2 separate regions of the Homo sapiens genome follow, and region 2 is linked to region 1. A link is a loop called in an ENCODE intact Hi-C map of the cell type or tissue named here. Cell type or tissue: Panc1. All regions are shown on one strand. Each heading gives the region's core, and the rest is flanking DNA. Links, peaks and the distances in the headings are about the cores only. Region 1 overlaps KIFAP3 (kinesin associated protein 3). Region 2 overlaps KIFAP3 (kinesin associated protein 3).

Region 1 (12,848 bases), core at 3,092-5,591:
CTAGGATGCTAAAACCTGGAGACATTCTTTTGGAATATGTAGACACTTTACTTTTTTCCTTGGGAAAAGGATACAGCCTTGCTAATGCTGAGTTTAGTTCAAAACCCGGAGAGTTTTCCTTTAAACAGAAGCAGATAGATTCTTCATGTAAGTTCTTGAAAGAGATAGAAACTATGAATATAAAAAGGCAACGTTGCAGGAAAAATTGTGCTTTCCTGATCTGGAAAGACTTGACTTCAATAGTGTGTATCACAGGAATTTGTATGCCCTCACTAGGGGCCCTGAGAAGCAAGGAAAAGTAAGCTGTGACATGCCACATCTGCTCTTGCCTTGTGTGGCCATTTTGCTTCAGATAATAGTTTGAATATGTGGCTATTTATAAGTATACTGGAATTCAATCCAATCTTGTAGGGTGCATGTCTCTGTATGTACATAGTTTCTTCTTGCTACTCCTAACCCACATAAAATGTGGTGTATCCCTCTAGACTAGTATATGCAACTATTATAGTACTTTTTCTTTATAGGATTACTTATTTAGTGCCATTTCACCTTTTTCCTTCGTATTCAGATAACATATTTTGGACCTTTGAATCACCAAAATAGTGTCTCTTCCTGAAAATACATAATTCTGGTCCAAAGAAAATGGTTATTGTTTATTGTGAAAAGATAACTAGGAATGATAAGGCCAAAAAGTCAATCTGCCATTAAGTTTTATCTCCCAAGAACAATTATTTCTGGGTACCTAGAAAGAAAAATGACAAATTCTTTAAAAGAGAAAAATTATATTTAAAACCCAACAACAAATAGAAAACCATATCTAGAGTGTGTTTTTTTAAATAAACAAATTTAGAAATCTAATTAGCATTCAGCAAGCAGAAGACTGAATTTTTGCTAATATTTGCAAGACTTCAAACACATTTGTAATAGCAATCATTAGAATTCTAAACTTGATATGATTCAGAGCAGGAACAAAGAAATCTGGAAATGACAAGTGATGCTTCACATGCAGCACATTACAAGGGAATGGCAGCCAGTAAAGAATCTCAGGCACTCACAGGCTCTTATTAAATTTCTGGGCCAGAGTTGACATTCCTGTAGAAAGAGAAGAAAACCACCTACCTCTGGCTGTTTGTGAGGCTTAATTAGTGCGTATTTGTAAAGCACTTTGAAATCCTTGGATGAAAAGTGCTGCATAAGTGAAAAGTATCATTATTTTATTAAAACGAGATAAAAGCAACACAAGCCTTTTTCTTCTTTTAAATTCCTAGGTCAGCAATATCAATGTAGAGCAAGTAATGAATTTATTAATAAATGGCTACAAAAAGAATAAATGCAGGCCAAATTATTTTTTCAAAGGCTCATGGAAGTCTTTGACTTGGGAACATTTTAAGAAATAATATTGGCTACACTTTTATTCACAACATCCTTGACAGGGTCTATCCAGCTCTCTTCTGAACACCTCCAGAAGGAAGTGCTCACTACTTTGTCAAGGCAGTTCATTCCATTTATGGATATGTAAAACTGTTGGAAAGTTCTTTATTACACAGCTCTAAAATCCAGTTCAACTAGTCTTAGAATTACCCTCTGAAACCACACAAGGAGTCCAATTCTTCTTTGATATGACTGCTTCACAACCCTTGTTTATTCAAGCCTCATTACATGGTCTCTAATCTTTACCATCTCAGTTGCTCTCTAAAACCACTTCCATTTTCTAGTGTTTGTCTTCAAATGAAGAAGCTAAAATTAACGTGATACTTATGATGTGATCTGAAACCAGTACAGAATAAAAGATCCTATATCTGACTTTACACTATTGTAGGCTAAAACTGTATTAATCTTAAACAAAAATTTTAAGAAGACATTATCACAAAGTTGCCTAATATTGACTGCTTATAATTGACTGTGTATATATGTGTATATATATATAACATTGAGTTATATATAGTTATATAATATTGAGTTATAGTTACATGTAACATTAAGTTTTTTCTGTATATATGTACAGTTGTGTGTGTACACACACACACACACACACACATTCAAAATTTTACTTATAACTACCATGCTAAATTTCATCTTTTTAGTCTGAGTCTGTCTTTAGGAATTCTATTCTTCCCAAGACAAAATCATTTATGACTACATATTTATAAATAGGCAGCAGTGATTTTTCTTAACAAACCAGTCTTTGTGATCCATCAGGTAATATTGAAGGCTGGAATTCTTTTGGAATTGTCAAGTGAAAGAATTTAACATGAGCTGTTATAGGAAGAAACTTTCCAGGATATTATAAAACTGTATGAAATTACTTCTTCATAATTTTTTGGAATAGTTCATTCTTTTTATCAATTTCTCTAATATATTGATTATAGAATCAAAATCAGTATGTTTATCTTTCTAAGTAGATTGTTAATTGATCATCAGGGTAATTTCAGCTTAAGTATGATTTGTCATGGGAAATTTAGGTCTATTGTAATAGTGACTCTATATACCATTTGCCCATCCATCCACCTATCCAAATAGTAGAAACATTTATTGAGTTCCTACAATGTGGTTAAGTATAGTTTTTGAAGCCAAGGAAAAAACATGGTGCTGGGAAGGCAATAACAAATACGACATAGTCCTTGACTATAAGGATTGGAGGCACCTAACATGGAAGAAATATTCTGATAATAACCTGATGTCATCCTACTGTAGCATATGTATAAATTGCTACAGAAGAAAAGAGGGGGGATAAATATTTAATATAAGAGTATATTAGAGACATGTACAAATTGCTACAGGACAATCTTGGCAGCTAGAAAGTCTTCATACAAAATACTTTGATTTTAATGCATCTGTTACCTCCTGACATATTTTGTTATTGTATTTCTTTCCCATTAGAAAATAAACACCATGGAGGGCAAGGAGTGTTTTGGCCATTGCTATATCCCTAGGCTCTAGTATTGTATCTGACATGGAGTGGGCATTCAAAAATTACATGAATTCATGAATGAATTAGTCTTAAAAGTCAAGTAAGATCTCACAGGCAAAGAGAGACAGAATTCCTGATGGTGGAGCAGCCTGAGCAACAGAGAGGAGTGGCTGACGAAGAGCAAATGGTTTGTTATGGTTAAAGTTTTAGATTTATGATATAAGCAAATGGCAGGAGATAAGGCTAGAAAGGGAGGTTAGGACTAGATATTGAAGCTTTTCATAAACCTGCTAAGAACTGGTGGCTACTGGAGAGTTGTCAATGGTTGCTAAGAAAGAGAATGACCAAATTCTATGTTTTAGGAAGATAATTGTAGTAGGAAAGGGGGTTGAGAGGCAAAATCATGAACACTGAAGAACCTATTACAGCTGTCCAAATGTGAAGTAATGAGAACCTACAGAGGGGTACTGGCAGAAATAACAATGATCAAATATGCTACAATTCACAACAATGTTATCTTTTCTCTTTTTTTTTTCTTTGAGATGGAGTCTTGCTCTGTTGCCCAGGCTGGAGTGCAGTGGCGTGATCTTGGCTCACTGCAACCTCTGCCACCCAGGTTCAAGCAATTCTCCTGCCTCAGCCTCCAAATTAGCTGGGATTACAGGTGTGTGCCACCACACCCAGCTAATTTTTGTATATTTAGTAGAGACTGGGTTTCAGCATCTTGGCCAGGCTGGTCTTGAACTCCTGACCTCATGATCCACCCATTTTGGCCTCCCAAAGTGCTGGGATTACAGGCGTGAGCCACTGTGCCCGGACCATCTTTTCTCTTTTAAAATAGTTTTTTTAGGCCAGATGCTGTTGCTTATGCCTAAAATCCCAGCACTTTGGGAGGCTGAGGTAGGCGGGTTGCCTGAGCCCAGGAGTTCAAGACATGGCAAAACCTCATTTCTACAAAAATACAGAAAATTATGCAGGCATGGTGGTGCACACCCATGGTCCCAGCTACTCATGGGTTTGAAGCAGGAGGATCACTTGAGCCCAGGAGGTTGAGGCTGCAGTGAGCCATGACCGCCACTGCACTCCAGCCTGGGCAACAGAGTGAGTGAGACCCTGTCTCCAAAAAAAAAAAAAAAAAAAAAATTAAAGTTATACCTTTACGAGTTGGGGACTGAGACTAAAGGAGAAGAATTTGAAAACTGGCTGGAAATTTTAAAGGTTATATTTCATTGGAATGGAGCAAATTTTGCCCCCTTAGTATGGGGATATGCTTCATCAAATAACTGAGATGCTGTGGTATTCCATGGAGATGAAATCAGATTGTAGAAGAAGCTTGCCCCTATCTTCTACAGGGCTGAACTGTTCTTGGAAAAGAGAATATTTTCTCCTTGAAATTCTTACAATAAGAAGAGATGTGCAGGTTGAACGAAATAACGAGTATAAAACAATACCTAACACTAGTAAAATGATGTACTACTACATCGAGATCTAAATGTTTGTCATTTATAGACCAACCACTAGATGGAGAGCTTGTCTTACCACTGAGTATCAGGTACTTCTACAAAATTTCAAAGCAAGGATTATTAAATTTAAACTTCTCAGCACATTTAACATTCATAGAATGTGGCATCCATTGCTGTCGCAGATAATTAATGTCCAGTTTTATGATTATGAAATAATTTACAGCTAAATAGAAATACCTATCAGTTACATGCAAAAAAAGTTTTGTGAATGTTGGGTGCCTAAGAAAATAGATCATAAGAAAAGAGGTTATAAGAAAAGATGCTAATTGTCTTGAACACTGAAAAATGTAACATGCATGCATGTTAAAGTGCTATTACTATAACATAGCTTCTAAAATTTTTCATTGAACCAATATTAATGGCATCTTGTTTCTATAAATCTATATGTAATAAATATATATTTTAAGTTGCTCAAAGGTATTACTCATTTCTTTGGACTTGAACTTTTGTATTGTTGAGAAAATAAAATCCAAGAGCATGGTTAAGCAGTCTTCTAATGAGTTTCACCAGCATATATCAAGTTTAGTTGTCATTTCCCATTTAGTTTTATTCTTAATCTTTTATATGCATAATTATAAATTTTCCTTTTATTACAATAAAACTAAATGGCTACAGCATCTTAAAGAATCTTATTCTTAATGAATTCAAACTAGTATTTTTTTTCAAAAATCAAGGGCAAATTATATGAGTAGTGGGAGGCTGTATTTAAAATACTCATCTGGAGTTTATTAAAAACATTTTTTGAAGGACATCTGTCAGTTCTAAGGGTGAAAAACAGCACCTTGGGGAAAAATCCTTTCAATTTAGTTACTACACTGAGATACTTCAGATAAAAACTAATTTGTACTAATGATGAAGGGAACGTGTGTAAAATAGTTGCACTGATTTATTCTAAATGGTAAAGAAATTCCATTTCATTGACTCTCCTCTAATTTCATTCAAGTTATACTTTTCTTATACATCTCAATCTGTTGATTAACCTGCCTCCAGAGTAATATTTTAGTGATTATATTTTAATGTGGAGATGTTATACTTGGTACTTTTTGATACTATATCATTGCATTAAGTTTTCTATTCCTTTTTATTAATTTACTTTTTTATTACATTTTATATAGTCTAATTGAGATTCTTCTATTAACTCTAATTCTTGGGCATCCTAACACTCTTGCTGTTAGAGCGCTTGTCGTGTACTGTCATGTACTTTACAAAGCTTTAAAACAAGGCTTATCAAATTTAAACTCCATGGCATATTGAACATTGATAAAATGGGATTTCCATTACATTCTGATGATTCTCTTTCATGATGGTCCTTTTTATGTTTTCATTGAGATGGCTGTCCTAAAACAATCTAAATGGCAATTTCTTGACTAAGGTTCCCTGAATTAAGTATACGGTGTAAATTCTGAACCCACTCATGTGCATGAAACAAGCTTGTGACTTCTCTTTCACATGGGTGACTATCTTCCCCTACCTAGGGTCTTTGAGCACAGACAGGTTTTGGCCACTTCTCTGGGCTGGTGAATTAACATCATTTAGTCCTCTTTTCAACTGATGAGAAAAAATTGAAATTCCAGGCTTTATTTAGAGAATTCAGTTCCATCTTCCTTTACCAAATAACTCGTACCTAGTTCAATATTCCGGTTGGTGTTTTTTTGTCATTGGGGTATTCCCTATCTTTCTTATGAACTTAGTCATATAAATTTCTGTTACATTTTTGTCCACCATTTACATATTATCTGCATAGGAGTGGTCCCTTCCAAATTAGCTCAGTCTATCATCTTGCTGGAAGTCCTTTTCATTTTATTATTACTTCTTTTTTTTTTTTTTTTTTTTTTGAGGTGGAGTTTCACTCTTCTTGCCCAGGCTAGAGCGCAATGGTGCAATCCTGGCTCACTGCAACCTCCACCTCCTGGGTTCAAGTGACTCTCCTGCCTTAGCCTCCCAAGTAGCTGGGATTACAGGCCCGTGCCACAATGCCTGGCTAATTTTTGTATTTTTAGTAGAGATGGGGTTTTGCCACGTTGTCCAGGCTAGTCTCGAACTCCTGAACTCAGGTGATCCGCCTGCCTCAGCCTCCCAAAATGCTGAGATTACAGGCGTAAGCCACCGTGTCTGACCCATTTTATTATTATTTATCTGCATATTCAAGGAAAAAAATATAAATTTTAGATTCCTCTGGCTCATAATAGGCTTTCTTGAAGAGAAAAATGACGTGCAAGAAATAACTGGAGCCATTAAAATATATTTTATTTTTCCTTATTTGTAGTTATTAACAGAAAAAATGCTCTAATAGGTACCTAATGGAAGTTGTCAGATGTGATTATCAAGTTGAAATGAATATTTACTCAAACCTATAAAGGTCTTTGGCTTTTTCTGGCAATATTTTAATGAAGGTATGCCATCTAGTCATCTTTAACTTACATTTCTTCCATTAAGCACAAGGACTTCTTGAAATTGGCAGTTCTATACTATCAAGCAATGCTTCATTTCATACCACCAAATGTTAAGGGAACTTGCTGAGCGGCTTAAATAACCCCTAGGTCAATAAACTGAGTCATTAGCACGTCCTTTAAATAATTGTTTGTCTGTTACTGGTTCAACATTTATATAATCTGTCATAATACCTTGGTTTTTTAAGGTACAAAAATTACTGCTATAGGTTTAAACTAGAGAATATCATGTAAGTAGCAATGTTTTTTCAGCGACAGTTTAACTATACTGTCTGGTACTGAGTGAGTTAAAGCCTGAACACCACAACTAATTACTATGTAATGCTAACCTTAGTTGCTGGTTCATTTTGAGACTCTTTAAAATATGAACTGTGTATTTTACCCCTATGCACTCTCTTAATGATTTGTTTTTTTAGACTGAAATCACTTCCAGCCATCAGTTATACTTTTGGTCTCTACATATGCACTTCTCCAAGCACAAATATTTCTTTTTCCTATTGGTCTGCCAGCCCTGTCAGAGCAAATTTCACTTTAAACTAAATGCTATGATACTTAAAACCTCTTGGATTACTCAGGCTGCTAGTGTGATCTGTAACCTTCCAAGAATGACAGCTAAACTTTCCAATTTGCTTATACTGTTTGGGGAACTAGAAAGCACATGCCAAAAGGAAAATGTTTCTGATGTTGAACAGAGAGGAAAGTTCTTGTTGGAGGTGGGGGCAAGAGACTATTAAGTACTGAAAAATACTAATAAGAAATGAAAATAAACTAAACATGCTGTAAAGTCTAAGACCTTAAACATAATTCAAAAGTTAATACTAGTACTAAAAACTCTGGCTAAACTGGTTAAAATATGAAAAATAACCTTTAGTTACTGTAGTTTAAGTGCCAACCAGAATCTTAAAGTGATAATGCACTATTGAAATGAACAAATTCAAAAAATGGAATATAAAATTATCACAAGTGCTACACAAAATGGGCTATATCAACTCCCCATCTTTCTTTATAAAACAGACAAGTCTGACATATGAACAAAAATCAAAGAGTTAATACAGCCATCTAACATGCATGCTACCCCCACGGACATAATACTAGTCTCTCTTATATGAATAAAAAACACTACTGACATAACACCAGACTTTTTTTTTTTTTTAATTAATGTTAAGTTTTTTTTTTTGTTAAAACTCATGTCTCCAAAGTCCTTAAACAAATCATTCAGTTTGGGAACATTTTGGAATAGTTTAGAAACTTTTCACTTTAAGGAAGCAGACAAATGTTTGTCTTAAAAAAATCCTGAAAATCTTATCAAATGTAAGATGCTTAATATAAAATCTCCTATTTATTTCATAATCTACTTATTCATTTGTGTCAATATTTTTTAGTCTAAAATAATAGTCAAATTACATTTGGATGATAAAAATCGAGCAATGACTGATAAAGATGTTTCTGGAAAGCTAAATCAAACTAACCTTTTTGCAAAATTGAGGGCAAACATATAGATAATAGAAATTATATTTAAACACATTAAAAGTGCATCTTTTTAAACAGCTAAGCATGATAACTTAAAAAATTTGATTCTAAACTTATAAATGCAAATATATACACACACATAAAGGCATTTCCTTGCTTTGTATGGATATTTCAAAAGATTTATAGTGGGCAGTATTATTTGATGTTTTGCAGCCATTAGTTCAGTAATTTCAGTAATAAATACAGGTCAGAAAAATATTTCACAGTTATTTAATGTCCTCTAGAACATTTAGGATCTCAGAATACTGTATAATATACCAGAAATGTATTAGAAGAACAGGAATTAAAGTAAATCTCTACTATTATAAGCTTTCTTGGTCCTTAAGACTATATTTAACTGTTACATTATGGGTTTCTTTTTTAAAAAAGGTAAATTCATTTTCTGCTCAGGTATAAGACTATAGATTATAAGATTACATGTCTTTTGATGATGAAGCATGGTATTTCTATATCATCTTCAAAGAATAGGGCTAAGCATCCTTTGGTCACACTTTGCATTGACATAAACAAATTCAGTGTAGACTGGAATGTAGAAATATATGACAATTGTTTATCTGACTTGTAAGAGTCATATTTTAAGTTAAAATTATTCTTAAATCAGCCTAAGGAAACACTATCTTTTTTCTTCTTTGTCACTCATGTACATCAGCATTTCCCCTCTTAATTTAAGGACTAGCAATTAAGTTTATGAAATTCACCCAAACTAACTTAAGTACAAACTATGAACTTATCAATAACTCCTAAATTTTCTTAAAGTTAGTAGGGTGCAATTACTTCAAAACTAGAATATCTGAATGGGATTTGTGTCTCTACTGATGTAACTTTTTTCAGTCTATATCTGTAACTAACTTTGACATGACTTCTTTCTTTGTAAAATAAGAATAATGGCTATATCTTTTAATATCTCTATGCCTTGAGATTATTGTATTTCCAAGAAAAGTACCCGCATATAGTATGTATTTGGTGGTGTTATTGTTATGACATATGAAAATGATGAATACTTCCCTAGAAATGCTTAGGAAATTCTGGCTTCTGCCTAATGATCTAGACAGTTAAGGGATACTCTATCATACTTGGCATGCTTCATACACATGCTTTCTGTTTTGCCTTTATAGGGCTCCTACATAATTCATAGAGATTTATGCCTCCACATAAACATACTAATTGTTGTTGCACTAAAATAATGCCGTGGCCAATCGTTCTTTCCTTTTACCGTAGTGAGACTGAACTGTTTGTATAAATAAGGTTATTCAATCAAAACCCTTTAGATTTTATGTCATGATTGATGAAAATAACAACACCTTTAGGGATGAAACTTACTGACAGATTCTAGTTACATGCTTTTTCATCTTATTTGATACTCAGTGAGTTTATTTTCAAAGTAGTAAATCAAGGGTAAGGTTTTTAGTTATCTCATGCAAATCATCACTTCCCACATTGTACGCATTCCTATACTCAGGTTTACTGCCAGTGTTGGCTTCTCTTAGAAAAGTGCACACAGGTCATGAAAACGTTTAGGGTGGAGTATTTTCATTCTGCGATGTGTGTTGTCTTTGGGTTTGTGCCAACCTGACAATCTGGCACTTATAAGCAAAGCTGGGCAACTATGAGAATTCTTTAAGGAGATGGAATGCACCATACATTTTTGAGATTATCTGGGTTTTAGACAGTATTCTGAATGAACATATAGGTATATCTATATTTGTTATTTCAAGTATGCAGGAACAGGGACAAATTGATTCAATTTAAAATAACTATGGTATCTACTTGCTGATGGCAAACAGTATCTCCCTTCCCCAGAGTTTGTTGGGGGATAAGGTAACATGCAACTGCATAAAATTGTAATAGTTTCTTTTTCCCCATAGTGTATAAAAAGAATGAGGTAAATTATAATAGCCTAATATATATGAAGGCTTTGAAAACATTTTTAAAAATACTTTAAAAAATATTTGAATGCTTTTTAAAAATACTTTTTTGAGATTTTTTACAACTCTTAAAATGCTTTTTAAAAATACTTATTAATGCATTTTACAATGTTTTATAAAAATATTTTTTGACTTTTAAGAGCTCTTGCATATTTATCACCTCAAAAAATATCTCAGCATGAAGTTTGGGCACCTATATCAATATAGCTTTATAGGTTTTTTTGTATAAATTTGAAAAGATGTAAATTTTAAGCTACAGTTGCATTTTAAAAATTTACTTGCCTAACTATGTTCATAGAAGCCTCCTCCCATCCTTTCATATTTGAGGGGCTCTAAATTAGCCACTTGATACTGTCTACACAAATCTGGATTCCTTTTTAAGATCGCTTTGCCTTTTAGTTTCTGACAGCCCAGTAGGAAGGTGCTGTTTTTGGCTGGAAAACCCTGAAAAAGCAGGGTGTATCAACTTTAGATATAGTTTCTTCTAAAGCTAAACAAAGAAAACAGGCTTAATATATATAAGATACATTGTATTTCATAAAATATAATGTTGACTTATGTTCATAAAAAGAGAACATATTCAGGAAATTATGTTCCTGTTTAAGTGTATTCAAAAGACTATTTAAAATCTTTAGCTTATTCAAAGGGTGCAAGACAGCATTTGTTAATTCTGCCTTTCTACTCTAAAATGAGACCATAGAAATATGTAGCTTTTACTTAAGAATCAAGATAAATACACACAGATTTTACATATACCCATAATTAACTTTAATATTAGAAAAATGATTAGAAAATTACTAATAATTACGTTTAAATACAAAACAAAGCAGTATTTGAAAATAAATTATATGACAGAGTCCCATACTTGTCTCTTTGGAGCAGGTCTGAGTTCTATCTAATTCATGGAGGAACTGAGCAGTTAGATTACCAACTAATTTGGGCTAATATTGGAAGATTGTGTGTTAGCCTAAAATTCCTACAGGTAAATTCTATAAGATTATAGCTCATAATTAATCCTTTAACTCCAGACATCGCCTCCATTTTCAAATGACCACTTTTTAAAAATTAGAAAACCTGATGCATTTTAACAAATCCTTTATAATTTAAAACTCTTCCAATGAAAAGTGTTAAAAATTCATCAATAGCTATGATGTCAGTGTTAAAAGAAGTTCAAAGCCTAAAATGTTTTGTCTCTTGTTCCCTTGGAACATTTTACATTTCTATGTAAAATGAAAAGTCAGTTTTAACTCAGTAAAACTTTCACCCATGAGATGGGAGTCATAGAAAATCAACATTTATATAAAGCTCCTTGATAAAATGGTTCTCCCCAAACCTGTAATTATTCAAATTACATTTTTTAGGACTCTGATGTGTTTCTAAAGAGGCAATATCTCTATTACAAAGACACAAAAAGCTGCTGTTTCGACTAATCCTTCCAAACTACTTATTGTTTTAAAGAAGTAATTAAACACTAGTGAATTGTCAGACCATCAAAGTACGATGTTTTATGAAATAGCATATATAATTTAAAAAGTTGTATTTCAAAAATAATGTGGTTCTTTGTCAAATATTGTACTGCTTAGCTTAGAGTGCTATAAAATCTGAACCTACTTACTTTTTTTCTAAGAAAATTCACATTCTCTAAATTTTGTGTGTGTGTATAAGAAGATACTAAAGGTCTGTGTTTTTGTACTAGAAGTAAGTCAATGAATGACACACTCCACATAGCATGCTCTTTACAAAAAATGAGGGGGAGTATTATTTAAGATAATGTGGCATTCTTTTCTAAATATCATTAATTCTGTTTCCTCTTAAAATTAAGGAGAATTCAGAAATGTTTAAGATGTTTATTCTGCTGGAAATATTTCCAATAGACAAATATTATTTATTCTATTTACACTAGAATAAACATCTTAAACATCTGAGTTCTCCTTAATTTTTAGAGGAATATATATTATATATATATATATTACTCAACATATTGGAGTAACATAAAAGTGGGCAGAAACAGGTAAAAGACCATTGATGTCCAGATACTGACAATGTAGTATTACTTTTATAAGCCTGATAATACTATTACCCTTAAATATTTTCAAAACAGAAAGCTGAAAGAATAATAAAGAGAATGCTTTAACTCATCTCAAAAAATTATATTTTTAACCCTGAACTATATAAGCCTCTTAAAGAGAATGAGATTATTTCTTACCGACCTCCATATCCCTAGACCTCATCCAAGTGCTTGTCAACTAAAAAGGTTATGAATAAAGGAAATTTTAAGTGTTAAAAGCAAACATTAAATGATTCTATATTTTATCCTATATTTTGTGCTTTATAAAGTTAATTTCACCTGTCATCACAGAAACTTTAAGTAAAATTATAAGTATCTTTTGGAAAGAGCAGCAATAACAACATAAAAATCCCAACAGTATATATGCTATTTTTATCATTTATTGACTACTAACAGACCATTAGTTATAACCTGGTAATAGGAAAGAAACATGAACAAGGA
Region 2 (12,848 bases), core at 5,228-7,727, 68 kb after region 1:
GAGTGTATTTGAGAAATTCTGGCATTTTTGAAATACCAAAAATTCACACTAGCATATAACTTTACTTTAACATTGACTAGATTGACTTCTTTCAGCAAGCCCATGTCTGTTGGTTGTACAGAAGGTAAATATCTTTTAGTGTTTATGGAAGTGTCATGGTAGGAAAAGTAAATGCAAATAAAGCAATCCTTTAGAGTAGTGCATACCTTAACTCAGGAATGCAGATTATGCAAAGATAGCATTGGAATAATTTTGCTCATATTTCAAAAATTCTAGTGAAGTTTTTACACAGAGTATGTTTATTGTATATCATACATCCTACAATTTTTGTTTTAGAAAACTATTTTATAAAAAATAATGTAATATTAAAAATCAGCCCAAATAGTGTTACAATAATCATAATTCAAATTAGTGGAAGGTAGTTTAATAAAGAGTAATGACATAATAGTGATCCTATGAATGTTAATTCCCTAAGAGTAAAATTGTTATGATGTACAGAATCTCTACCCTTATAACATACAGTCCATGTTACAAAAAAAATCAATAAACTCCTTCAAGACATTTAGGACAGATATTTATTTAGGTCTATTTAGACCTAACATATAATACATATCTAGCCACTGAATCATAGCAAAAATCTTTCTTGAGAGCAGTTGTATAAAAATGAAAGAATTTTGATGAAACATTTTCCCATCAGAGAATGCAAAGCAATTAAAACTATTAATATTAACCATAAACAAAATTAAAAGACATGTGACAAACTTAAGCAATATTTGTAACATAAAATTAAAATAGTTATTATATACATTGATCTTATTTGTTAATAATAAAAATATTAACAAATCAGTTAAAAAATTGGGAAGGCCCATTTTGGTGGCTCATACTTGCAATCCCAGCACTTTGGGAGGACAAGCGGGGGAAGATTACTTGAAGCCAGGAGTTTGAGACTATCCTGGGCAAGAAAGCCAGACCCTGTCTGTATAAAAAATAAAAAATAAAAAAATTAACCAGTCATGGTGGTGCACACCTGTAGTCCTAGCTACCCAGGAGGCTGAGGCAGGAGGATTGCTTGAGCCTAGGTATGAAGGCTCCAGTGAGCTATGACTGTACCACTGAACTTTAGCCTGGGCAACAGAGCAAGATCCTGTCTCAAAAAAAAAAAAGGAAGGAAGGAAGGAAAGACTGGCAAGAGATATGAATGATCTGTAACAGAATATGGATAATAAACACAGGAAAAAATGTTCAACCTCACCAATATTCATGGAAATGCAAATAAAAAGAAATAACGAACCACTGCATATTTAGAAGAACAATAATATCCAGTGTTGCTAAAAATTAAATGCTAGCTGGAAATAAAAACTTATGTTTTCTTAGAAGATATTTTGGCCAAAACAAAGACACAAGTGTTTATTATCTTTTGACTTAGCTATCCTACTTTTAAGAATTTAAACTAAAGAAAAATTCAGAGACGTGGGGAAGCATTTACAAATATGATATCTCACATTATTTTCATTTGCTTACATTCATTTTTATGTGATAAATGGGAAAAAATCTAAACATACAATTTAACAATATTTAAATTATGTTACATCCATGTAATAGAATATTATACAATTAAAAATAATTTTTGAAGAATGTTCAGTGACATGAGAGTATAATTATGATATATTAATAAAGCAATATGTAAATATTACATATACCATGTAATCTCAATATATTATTTTTTAAGTATGTAGAGAGAAGTGTACCAAAGTGTTAAATAGTTATCTCTAAGTTTGGGATAATGGAAAGTTATTTTCATTTTTATACAGTTCTGTACTTCCTCAATTTTCTATAATAAATTTGTAGTATTATTAAGAAGAGAACTTTTTTAGAGAGAAAATCTTGACAAATCAAGAGAAAAGAGTAAAAAATATATATATTTGTTAAATGTTTTTCATAAAACACTTAAACCACTTACCTGTGGTATACAGTCAGTGTATGCAAACATTGATTTAAAGCGGTCATCCATGCTTATGTGGTAAAGAACACACATTGCTATTTGTTTGTAGTTGTCATTGCCTAGGAATAAAACATCATGGTGATGATGCTATAAATATATATTTTTTATATAGCACACTCATGTTAATGTACTACAACTTAAACTACTGAATAAAATCTTTATATAAACTTAATCTGAAAAATATTTTGAGCTATCTATTTCAAATCCAAAATTTAGAGCAAGCATATTCATGTTATATGTGAAACATCACTAATTTCCAAGAAAGAATGTCTATTTCCCAAGGTATAGTTTTGAAAAAGAAAATTAACCATAGGAATTAATTATTTTCATGAGTCCAATATAAAAACAATTGGGTCATTAGCCTCCCCATCTTTACTGTTTTATCAAAATATGTGATTAATACATTCATTGACAGTGGTGATGTTTAGATATAGTAAATAAAAAAGCATCTTTCTACAAATCAGAAACTGAAAATATCATCCAAATGATGAAAGAAGTAAAGTAGTAGTTATAACAAAAAAATAAAATATATGACTATAAAATGCTATAGGCTATAACACAGCCGAAATATAGTATGAAGAATGTCTCAGAACTTCTAAGGTAAGATTATTCTGGTTTTATATGCTTTGAAACTGAAAAAAAGTGAATACATATCAAGATTTGAAAAACAAAATGGGACTTTAATATATTATTTAATCCTACCTGCTTTCAGACAGAACATATTTTAAGGACCTACTTACAATCTCAAAGTCAGTGATAAAACTAGAGCCAGAAAAGTTGCCTAACTAAAAATTTTATCCAAAAAACAATATCCTTTTTGAAAATTCTAGGCCATGAGAAATTCTGAAGATATTCCCAAGGTAGTTAGAAATTCTTTAGAGGAAATAAACTGGTATTTTCTTTTCTGTCCTTTTTTTTTTTTTTTTTCAGAGACAGAGTCTCACTCTGTCGCCCAGGCCAGAGTGCAGTGGCACAATCTTGGCTCACTGCAACCTCCACCTCCCAGGTTCAAGGGATTCTCCTGCCTCAACCTCCTGAGTAGCTGGGATTCAGGCGCCCACTACCACACCTGGCTAATTTTTTATTTTTATTTTTAGTAGAGACAGGGTTTCACCATATTGGCCAGGCTGGTCTCGAACTCTTGACCTCATGATCTGCCCACCTTGGCCTCCCTAAGTGCTGGGATTACAGGCGTGAGCCACCGCGCCTGGCCCTAAACTGGTATTTTCACAAGGCCTAGTGTAGAACATGGAAGTTGTTCAGTAAGTATCTGCTGATTGATTCTGTTTTTAATATTTAAATATAAAAGCTGAAGAAATAAACTCATTTAATCAAAGATAGAAATTACTAGTTCTAAAAGGGGTTCAGAATTAGAGACAAAGATTTGAGACAGAAGTATTCAGTTTCCCAGGGTCTAGCAAGCTTCAGGCAGGTGATTTGCTTGTACCCAGAAGGTGAGGCTTGCAGTGAGCCCAGATTGTGCCACTGAACGCCAGCCTGGCCAACATGGAAACCCTGTCTCTACTAAAAATATAAAAATTAGCTGGATGTGGTGGTGTGCACCTGTAATCCCAGGTACTAGGAAGGTTGAGGCAGGAGAATTGCTTGTACCCAGGAGGTGGAGGTTGCAGTGAGCCCAGATCATGCCACTGCACGCCAGCCTGGGCAACAGAGCAAGACTGTCTCAAAAAAAAAGTAAGCAAAAAATACAGTGATCTTCTATCTCTCAAATTTACTTTGAACTTCCTTACCATTTGATATATTTATCTAACATATAACCTCCATGAAAGCAAGGACTTTATTCACTGCATTATCCCCAGATGCAAGAATAGTACCTAGCACAGAGTAGGTATTTAATAATTGTTGATTGGTTAATAATAATTTATTAAACATTTACTATATATCAAGAGCCATGCTAAACAGACTGTATGGCATTGAATCTCAAAACAATCTGTCAAATAGGTCTTATCATCCCTATGTTTCAGATGAGAAATCTACAGTTTAGAGAAAAATAAATACTTGCCACACAGCCTTGTCAGTGGTTGAGTGGGGATTTAACCACAGGTCTCTCTGATTCCCAAATCTTTACCAGGTTATGTTACAATACTACTCTCAAACATTTTTCTTCCTCATTTGATGCCTTTGGTATTCAACATTTTTATATCACAAGGTAAAACTGTTTTCTAAGTAAGACATTATCAGGTATAAAAGACTGATAAACACTGATATATGAGGGAATTAAACATGTTTTAAAAATATACTGCTTTTTAAATCCAGGTTTTAGATTTTGCATCTTGCAAAACTGTTTGGCTAATTCTATTTCCTACTGCTTACAATAGCAGTAAGAACAACTCCTTGGGATAAGATAAAAACAATATATGTTTTTCAGATGAATGGACACTAGTAAGCATTTTCACCTTAAATAAAATCTATAAATTCACTAATTCAACTATTTGGAATACAACATATACAGGAAATACATTTTATTTATATGAAATAATATTTATTTATTTCATCTATTTTTAATTTTTCCCTATGGTATTATTTATAGAAAAATTAAATTTATAGAAAATTTACAGAATAGAGAGTCAAATCATTTAAGGTAAATTTCACATTTCTTCTATTGTTTGAAGAGCTTTACTACAAAATTTATAAAGAAGAGAGAAGCTGAATTAGAGTCAGAGATAGGCTCTAAGGATAATGATTATTGACTAAGGTTAAAATAAAGCTAAGATAAAGTAATGTGGGAGAAAATAATATTTAAAGTTTTTGTTTAGGGGTAAGAATTTTATTTGGCGGGCAGTAGGTAAAAATTGTGAAATCGCTCCAAGTAAGAGAAAAGTGCAGACAAATAAATGTTCTTAACCCCAACAATTTTGTCCTTGAGTTTGGAGCAATCTAAATATGTAAGATTTATCAATTTTAATGTTAGATTTTAACAGACCACATTTTTATACTGTTGAAGGCACCAATTTATACTTATTCTAGTATAAAGCACATTTGCCATAGCAAAACTTAACGTTTGAACAGGTTCTCGTGATACGTAGGTTAAACATGAAAAATTCCAACTTTATTCCCCAAGAAGGTAGGAATCCCTTAGTCTTGGTCTGACTGTATTTTACATTATTTTTTTTCCCCCGGAAATTGAGATATTTGAAAATCTTTTCAAACAGAGTTTTAAAGCAAACTCATATTCTGAAGGAAAGTTTCTCTTTCCCTGTGATTCTAGTTATTTTCTATCTGTCATTCAGCTGTGGATAAGTCCTAGTCTTACTTAATTTTTAAAAAATATTTGAAGATATTTTCTCTAGTAATGGATTCACTGAAAAGTAGGATTCCAAGTAATACAACTTATTAAATGGTAAAAGAAACAAAGAGAAATCAATAACCAATATAAAAGATTCTTCAACAACAAAGTAAATAATCAAACATTAAAATTCAATGTGAGGCTAGGAATGAAACAGGAAGCTATTCTATACTCTAGGAGAATCTGTCTGCTGCTCATGTCAATGAAAAAATTCTAAAAAGCAATGTCCTGAGGTGGCACATCATTCAGGTAAGGTGAGAGGAAGGAAAGACTCACCTTTAAAACATAGGTACTACATTAAAAGAACAAGAAATTCCTGAACATTGGGAGAAGCTAAAAAAATTAAAATAAATAAAAGAATAACAAGGGAAATTCTCTAATTAATTTTATATACATGTATGTATACATATAGCTTGTGTGTGTGTGTGTAGCTTCCAAAGGCAAACTCAGGATAAAGGGTATCTGTTAGAACAGAAAGTACAGAGAAGAGTCCAAAAATTATAATAATTTCTACTGGCAGATGAATAATATAGATAAGAAGCAGTTCTCAGATATAACAATTTATATTAATTTTATATAGTGAAACTAAACGTCTAATTTCCAAAAGTAGGATGATTCATTTTGCAGCCAGTCCTAATTCTGCTCTTATGTACTTTCTCATTTTCCTTTTCTCTTCACACTTATGGTCAAAGGTGAAAGTTCCTTGCAGTTCTCCCACACCTTCCTGCTTTAACAGAGGATCTGTGATCCTCTATTAAAAAAACTCTGAATACGTTTCCAATTTCCTATAATATTCATCTAAAATGATCATCATATCCAAAAGTTTGCTAAAAACTAAAGGACTGAAGTTAAGAGAAGCTCTAGGGACACAAGGCTATGGACAACTAATCTTTCTTATACCACAATTCTCTGAGAGAAGGTTAAAGAGAATGGGTTAAACAAACAATGGTATTGTTCCTATTGCATGTTCAACATAGTTTTTCTCATTTAGACCTTACAGTAATTAAAGGGGTAGGTATTATCTTTGATTCAGAGATGAGGCAATGACATTCACTAAGGCTATGACCCTTTCAAAAGGAAACACAGATGTGAATCTGGGATTCAAACCTAGGTCTGACTATAAAGCTCATGCATGTACTTTTAACCAAGCCTTCCAGGAGGCAGCAGAGGGAGTGAAATCAATAATGCCAAATAAATGTAAGTTATCATCATCATTCCTTAGGGCGAAGTACAGGAAGGAGATGCATCTAGAGGGACTCTGTACGATCTGCTGGACCTGGGACTCATGGGGAAAAGGGTGAGAAGATTGGCAGTGGTGAAGAGAAGACATGAAATGGAGAAATGCAATCAGATATTTCTCAGAGGACCTGTGCCCAGATATAGCAGGTTCCAATGGATGAAAGAATTTCCTGATGGGGCAAACTGCATTATCCCCCAAGCAGTTTTGAGGACTAGACCTACAGCAGCCTAAGTTCTGAAACTCATTCTCACTAAATTGGACAATAACTGCATCGATCTGTGATTTTATGAGAAAAACAAGGTGCTAGAAGCTTAAAACATAGGTAGACTGATAAAAGCAATACTCTAACATTGGCTGACAGCTCAGGCTCTGGAGGCAGAATGCTCGGGTTCAATCTGTGGCTCTTCCACTCATTAGCTATACAGTCTTGTGAATGTTATTTAAATTCTGTGTTTCAGTTTCATCATCTGTAAAAATGGGATAATAACTGTACCTACCTGAAAAGGTTGTTGTGTGAGGATGAGATGAGAGAATCCTGGTAAAGCAATTAGCACTAAGTTTGACATACAATAAATCAATTCAATAAATATCATTTCTTATTATTATGTTGACAATAACATTTTTTCTGTTTTACTAATACAACAGTACTATCATGTGTTCCTAATATATATGATGCTTTGTGTTTTTTATCCTCAAGACTTGAACTGTAGTTAGAAGTAAAGTAAGTTGGAGAGGCAGCCGAGATTTCTGAGATAAGCTAGACACAGTTCAGAGGTATACTCTGAGCCTATGGCCGAGCCACTTACCTTTCTACCTAGTCATTTTCCTATAAAGCTCTGCTGTTTGGCCGGACACAGAGGTTCATGCCTGTAATCTTAGCACTTTGGGAGGCTGAGGCATGTGGATTACCTGAGGTCAGGAGTTCAAGACCAGCCTGGCCACCATGATGAAACCCTGTCTCTACTAAAACATAAAAATTTGCCAGGCATGATGGCAGGTGCCTATAATCCCAGCTACTCAGGAAGCTGAGATGTGAGAATCACTTGAATCTGGGAGATGGTGGTTGCAGTGAGCCGAGATCGTACCACTCCACTCCAGCCTGGGCAGCTGAGTGAGACGTCTCAAAAAAAAAAAAAAAAGAAAAAAAAAAGGATAAAAAAAAAAAAACTCTGCTGTTCATAAAATTTAGGCTTAGGAGAATCATCTTATACCTGAGGCTCTACTCAGTGACCCATATGTAATAAGAACCCATCATCATTCTCTCACTCTCATAGAGTTATAAATCCCTTAATGGAAAAAAAAAAAAACTTTAGTAAAGAAAATGATCCCCTCTCAATACCCCCCTCCACACACATTCAGAAATCTCTTATCCTTTCAGGTTTCCTTCTTTTAACAGAACTTACTTTCACTCTTAAAGTGGGGAACAGTCATGGAGATGATGGGCTATCAAGCAGACGAAAGAACAGACAGAAGTCTGAGGACACTGAAGAGAAACCTCACAATTAGCTACCCTGTTTCATTTACCTTTAAACAGCATGTCCCAGGCAAATAAAACCTATATGACAGAGGTGTTTTCCCCATGTTTTAGCTGAACACAACTGAACAAAAGAAATCGGACTACAACTAGTGCTTCACCAGATATATATATATATATATACACACACACACACACACACACACACACACACACACACCACACACACTTTTTTTTTTTCTTGAGGAAACAGTGTGAAAGGAGGTGATGACAGAGCTAAGGGACTATAATATTCTAACCCAAGTTGCTAATGTGTCTTCTGGATTTTATGTGAGTAAAGTTTCCCCTAGAATTTAAACAACTGATTTACAAATAACTATAAATTTAATTCCCCCCCTTTTTGTAATTAGGGAATGAAAAAGATATAAACTGGCATTTGGCCTTTTATTCAGAAAAATACGTAAATATTTTATAAACGGTCTTGTTACCCACATATTATCTTGATGATTCTAGTTCTATCCTACAGTTACAAATCACATATTTTCTTTCTCTTCTAAATAATTTCAATATATGAAGACTACAGTATATAAACCATATGTATCTTATTCACTGAATCATAAATGATTACATAAATAATCAATACTTAATAAAAATGCAGCCTATAACTTCACGGCATCTAGCAGATATCTGGAACCTACAACAAAAAGACAAGGCATTTTAGAACAAAATTGAGTACGTGGAGGGGGAAGATGTCTGGCAATAACCTGAATTCATCTATTCAAACACAGGTCTGCAAAGAAAGTAAAGACTCTTTGGCAGCCAACATTTAATATTACGACTTAAAGGCTAATTTGCAGATCACATAGCAATAAACAGCTATTAGAGAGATTAAATGGTCTAAGTAAAATAAAGAGCTTATCTTTTATTGTAAACTAATAGTCTTCTTCATTCACTGAAAGAAAGAACATCTGAGTTCTTACAAAATAAAGCTCAAGAAAAAAAATCTTATATACCCTAAGTGAATTCCTACAAGAAATGAGGATTGGAGGGTATGATTTTCTCGTAAGAATTCATGACTAGAAGCCATAAACTGTAGCTAACCGGCTATGATTCCTCTACATCCTACAAATGGTAGACATTTCAAAAAGGCTCCTTTAAGACATAAAGACATCAATTATTCCCTAACGGCATCCCAAGTAAAAACAGGCTGCCAACAGTCAGCATGCTGGCACAGCACCAAAGACTGTGAATTTTAAGCAAGGGCAGTGAAAAGACTGAGTATCTTGAGAACTAGGTTCTTAATGACTGGAGGTGGATTAGTTAAATCTGTTCAAGTAATAAGGGCAGGGTAGAAAAAAAATGGCCTAGTCATTATGATTCCTTTGGTATTTATGGTAATAAACATGAATCATGATGAACTCACTGGCTATTAAACGCAGAGGTCATAAGTACTTCGATAGGATTTCCACAGGAATTCACCGTTAATTAGCTGGATCATTATTTGAAAGTGTTACTGAATTATCTTAGCATTTGTGCAGCCATTCCCCTCAAATTGGTCATTCCCAGCTGAGGGCAGTTAATGCCTTAACAAACTGGTCATTAACTCCAGTAACTGATTTTGTGGGAATTATTGCACTTATAAAGTACATTCAAGAGTTTATAAGAAACATTGCATCTTTTTTTCTTTTTAAAGAAATTTACAGCTGTAGTTCAGCTGGAGCAGCTGAAGGAGAAAAAACTATCAGCTCTCTGGGCTGCTCTCACAATCGATTTTCTGCCAATTAAAGGGCAAAACACATGCTGATGGGTTTTGAATTTTAAAATGTCTTCAGTTTTTTCATCTGTGAAGTGATCAGTAAAAACACCATTCAATTACTAATTTTGTAAGACACTTGGGATTTTTCATTCACAGTTCAGTCAAGCAGAAATACGAGTTCTGAACATGAGAACTCAAAAGCCAAATTTCCGCTTCTGCAGTAGATCCAGCCCAACACTGTGAAAACAAAGTGAGAACACAAGTTATGGGCCACATTATTAGCCAGATTCTCATTCCCTTCTATACTCTATGTCTTCTTCTTTCAAAGTGGAACACTCCCTTTGATGTCACAGAGGCTCCATGAAAAGATAATAGAAGTGGGAATATAAGCACACCTATATTAGGATAGAATAGCATTAAGGTGATATATTACCCCTGGAAAGTCTATATGAATACAACGTGCTTCAAAATTTGCAGGTGTCTTTACATTTATTACGGAGTGAGAGCCCCTAAAGTTCTATCAATACAGTGAAAATGCCACAGGTGAAAACCACCACTTAAAAGATAATTGCAACAATTATTGAACATGTTAACTACACACTGACATAGACTAAAAACACATTGAAGCTATATCAGAACATCTTTGATACATGTTTCCATATAATTTTATGCTTAACTTATTAGAGCATATACTGCAGATATATACTCAATATAAACAGATAGCCTTAGTTTAAACTTGAATTTGCACAGACCAATGTTTAAGACTGTAACTACATTGGATGATCTCTTTTATAATATATTTGTCTATAGTCGAGATTTGAGATGAACAGATAAAAACCAACAGTTGTTAACCAACAGTTAAGGGGAAAAAATAACATAATTTATAGGTTACAAAGATCAGTATGAAAACATTAAGTACAACAATAGTTTCTGAGGTACAGTGGTTCACGGATAAGTAATTTTTTATGTCCAATTATTTAATTTTAAAAGTATGAGAAACTAACATTGCAGATCTACCAGTAAGCTAAACATTGTTTTTAGAGATAGTCACTAAATGAGTACTCTTATATAGAACATTTTTGATAGATTTTCATTTGTTTTAGTATGTACAACTGTACATTTTGCCACACAGCTTATTTTTCATCATATCTTCAATTATTTTATTATGTCTTCTGTAGAATTTTTATTACATCCATAGAATACAAGTTATTTGCAATAAGATCTAAAGAATACACATACTTGTGGTACAAATGATAAGGATCAAAATAAAGCCCTTAACAATGACTGCTTTCTAGCCTGTATGTCCAAATCATTGACTTAATATGCTTTGGCCAAATTTTACCATCTAGAAATGGAGACACCCTAGGCAATATTCACACACACACAGTATTGGAACCAGCTGGTGACAGAAGAATCTTAAGAAAAAAGGCTTCTTGATTTAATTGGGAAAACAGGAGGAAGCATAAATTTTACTGCCATTAATAACTTCAAGCAATCTTGATATGAGTCTACCTCACCCTGACGGCGAGACATGTGCTTTCTGTTAAACTGTTTGCCACTTCTGACCCCTATTGTTTGCTCACTTGATCAGGTAAGAAAATGTAGGTTTATTTATAGGATAAATGAGGCCTATTAAAATTGAGAAACAGTGTAGTAGTCTATGAGGAGTTGTGTTCTGAAACAGATGTGTGAAATTCCATAACAGTTCGGTAATAAACAGAACAACCAAACCAATTTATTTTTTAAAAAATCTACTTTAAGTTTCTTAAAGAAACTATCATAAAGGCAACCTAGTTTCAAAAAAATGGAAAACACTTCATTTTGCTTGGAAATCATTATTCTGACCATTTCCAAACAGTTTTTAATAAGTCAGAAAAGGCAAAATGTTGCTTTCTTCACAAAATAAAGTTTCATTTTTTCATTCTTTATGATGCTGTTGGTAAATTAAAAGTTAGATCATATTAATATAAAGTAAATAAGTGAATTTAAAATTGTGGAAAAATTTCAAAGGTGTTCAGAAGTTAACTTTGTCAATTTTCTTTTAAAGACATATGACAGAATGGTCAAAGGAAATAACCCTTAGTTTTTATATGATCAAAGTTTAGAGTTCAACAGTATCTGCTCTGGTGATCTCCAAAAATAAGGGAAATCAGACTTGTCTAAACCGGAAGAAATCAAACATTTGTCACTTAACTCTTGACCTGGTCTGACTCCTTACATGCTGATGAAACTGTTCTACAGCTCTGTAAAATGCCCCAAACCCATATTACCTAAATGTAATCTAGACAAAAATGAATCAGGTGCCATTCTTACTCTCAAAATCAATTTTGGGTCTACTCACAGAATAGAGAAACATTTATATCAATATGGAACACCTTAGAAACTCTAATTTGTCTTCCAATGAAGACAATATGGTCTAACATTACTGACTAAAAATTAGACCTTTTGAAATTATTCACATAAAATTGTGAAACAGGCCTGATGTGCTATTGAATTTAGGAGTCCCAATTTTCCTGTCATAACCAATAACATTAGTTTCTGCACAAGCCAGCCATGCAAACTGGCACAGATTTAAAACTCTTAAAGTTAGAAGAATCAAAATTTACACAGGTAGAACTCAGAATCAAAATTTAAATGATGGCTCAAACCTTCATACTAGTAGCTTTCAGTGCCATACGTTTATCACTGACCAGGGTGGCTCTGCTGATTAAAAGATAACTTTAAGAAATATGTCAGAGCTATTAACTTTTTTAGTTAATTTGCATAGGTTTATAAATTATATATGAAAATGCTTAACACAAGTACACCAGATGAATATTCACTTATTCTAAGTATAGAAAAGCTTAGCAACATCTATTGGTAACACTACTAATTCCTCAGTTTTTAAGGATGAGAAACATTCTCATCTCTGCTTATAAATGAGCTAAGGAGGTATCCCAAGGCAGGGTAATTCTGTGATACTGGGTTCTAATTATATGGACTTCTGAATACGTTTAAAGAACAGTTTACTAACCTAGGATTAAGACTGCCATTTCATCTATTTGAACAGTGGTTCTCAAACTATCTGTG

Evidence for each region. Hi-C counts contacts between places; a loop is a spot of excess contacts. Peaks named below come from ENCODE experiments on the same cell type or tissue, not always from the same donor. Only the 100,000 strongest peaks of a DNase experiment are listed, where the experiment ranks them.
Region 2: a loop joins it to region 1, with 2.3 times the contacts of the local background. A loop is called at or near these places in 3 of 110 quality-filtered maps.

The regions. Positions count from the first base shown.
Region 1 is chr1:169,924,668-169,937,515 of GRCh38, forward strand. All of the region lies in intron 19 of KIFAP3 (kinesin associated protein 3), which reads right to left. Among named protein-coding and RNA genes, the nearest start is that of SCYL3, 37 kb to the left of the region's middle. In Panc1, for the core only: CTCF peaks have their summits at 4,431 (motif pointing right) and 4,667; a DNase peak (open chromatin) is centred at 4,424; H3K27ac peaks cover 1,081 bases.
Region 2 is chr1:169,990,195-170,003,042 of GRCh38, forward strand. KIFAP3 (kinesin associated protein 3) reads right to left here. Exons shown (of 20, transcript NM_014970.4): 11 at 1,961-2,061. It also overlaps the pseudogene MRPS10P1. Among named protein-coding and RNA genes, the nearest start is that of KIFAP3, 78 kb to the right of the region's middle. In Panc1, for the core only: a CTCF peak has its summit at 6,474; no DNase peak of the experiment used is centred there; H3K27ac peaks cover 2,098 bases.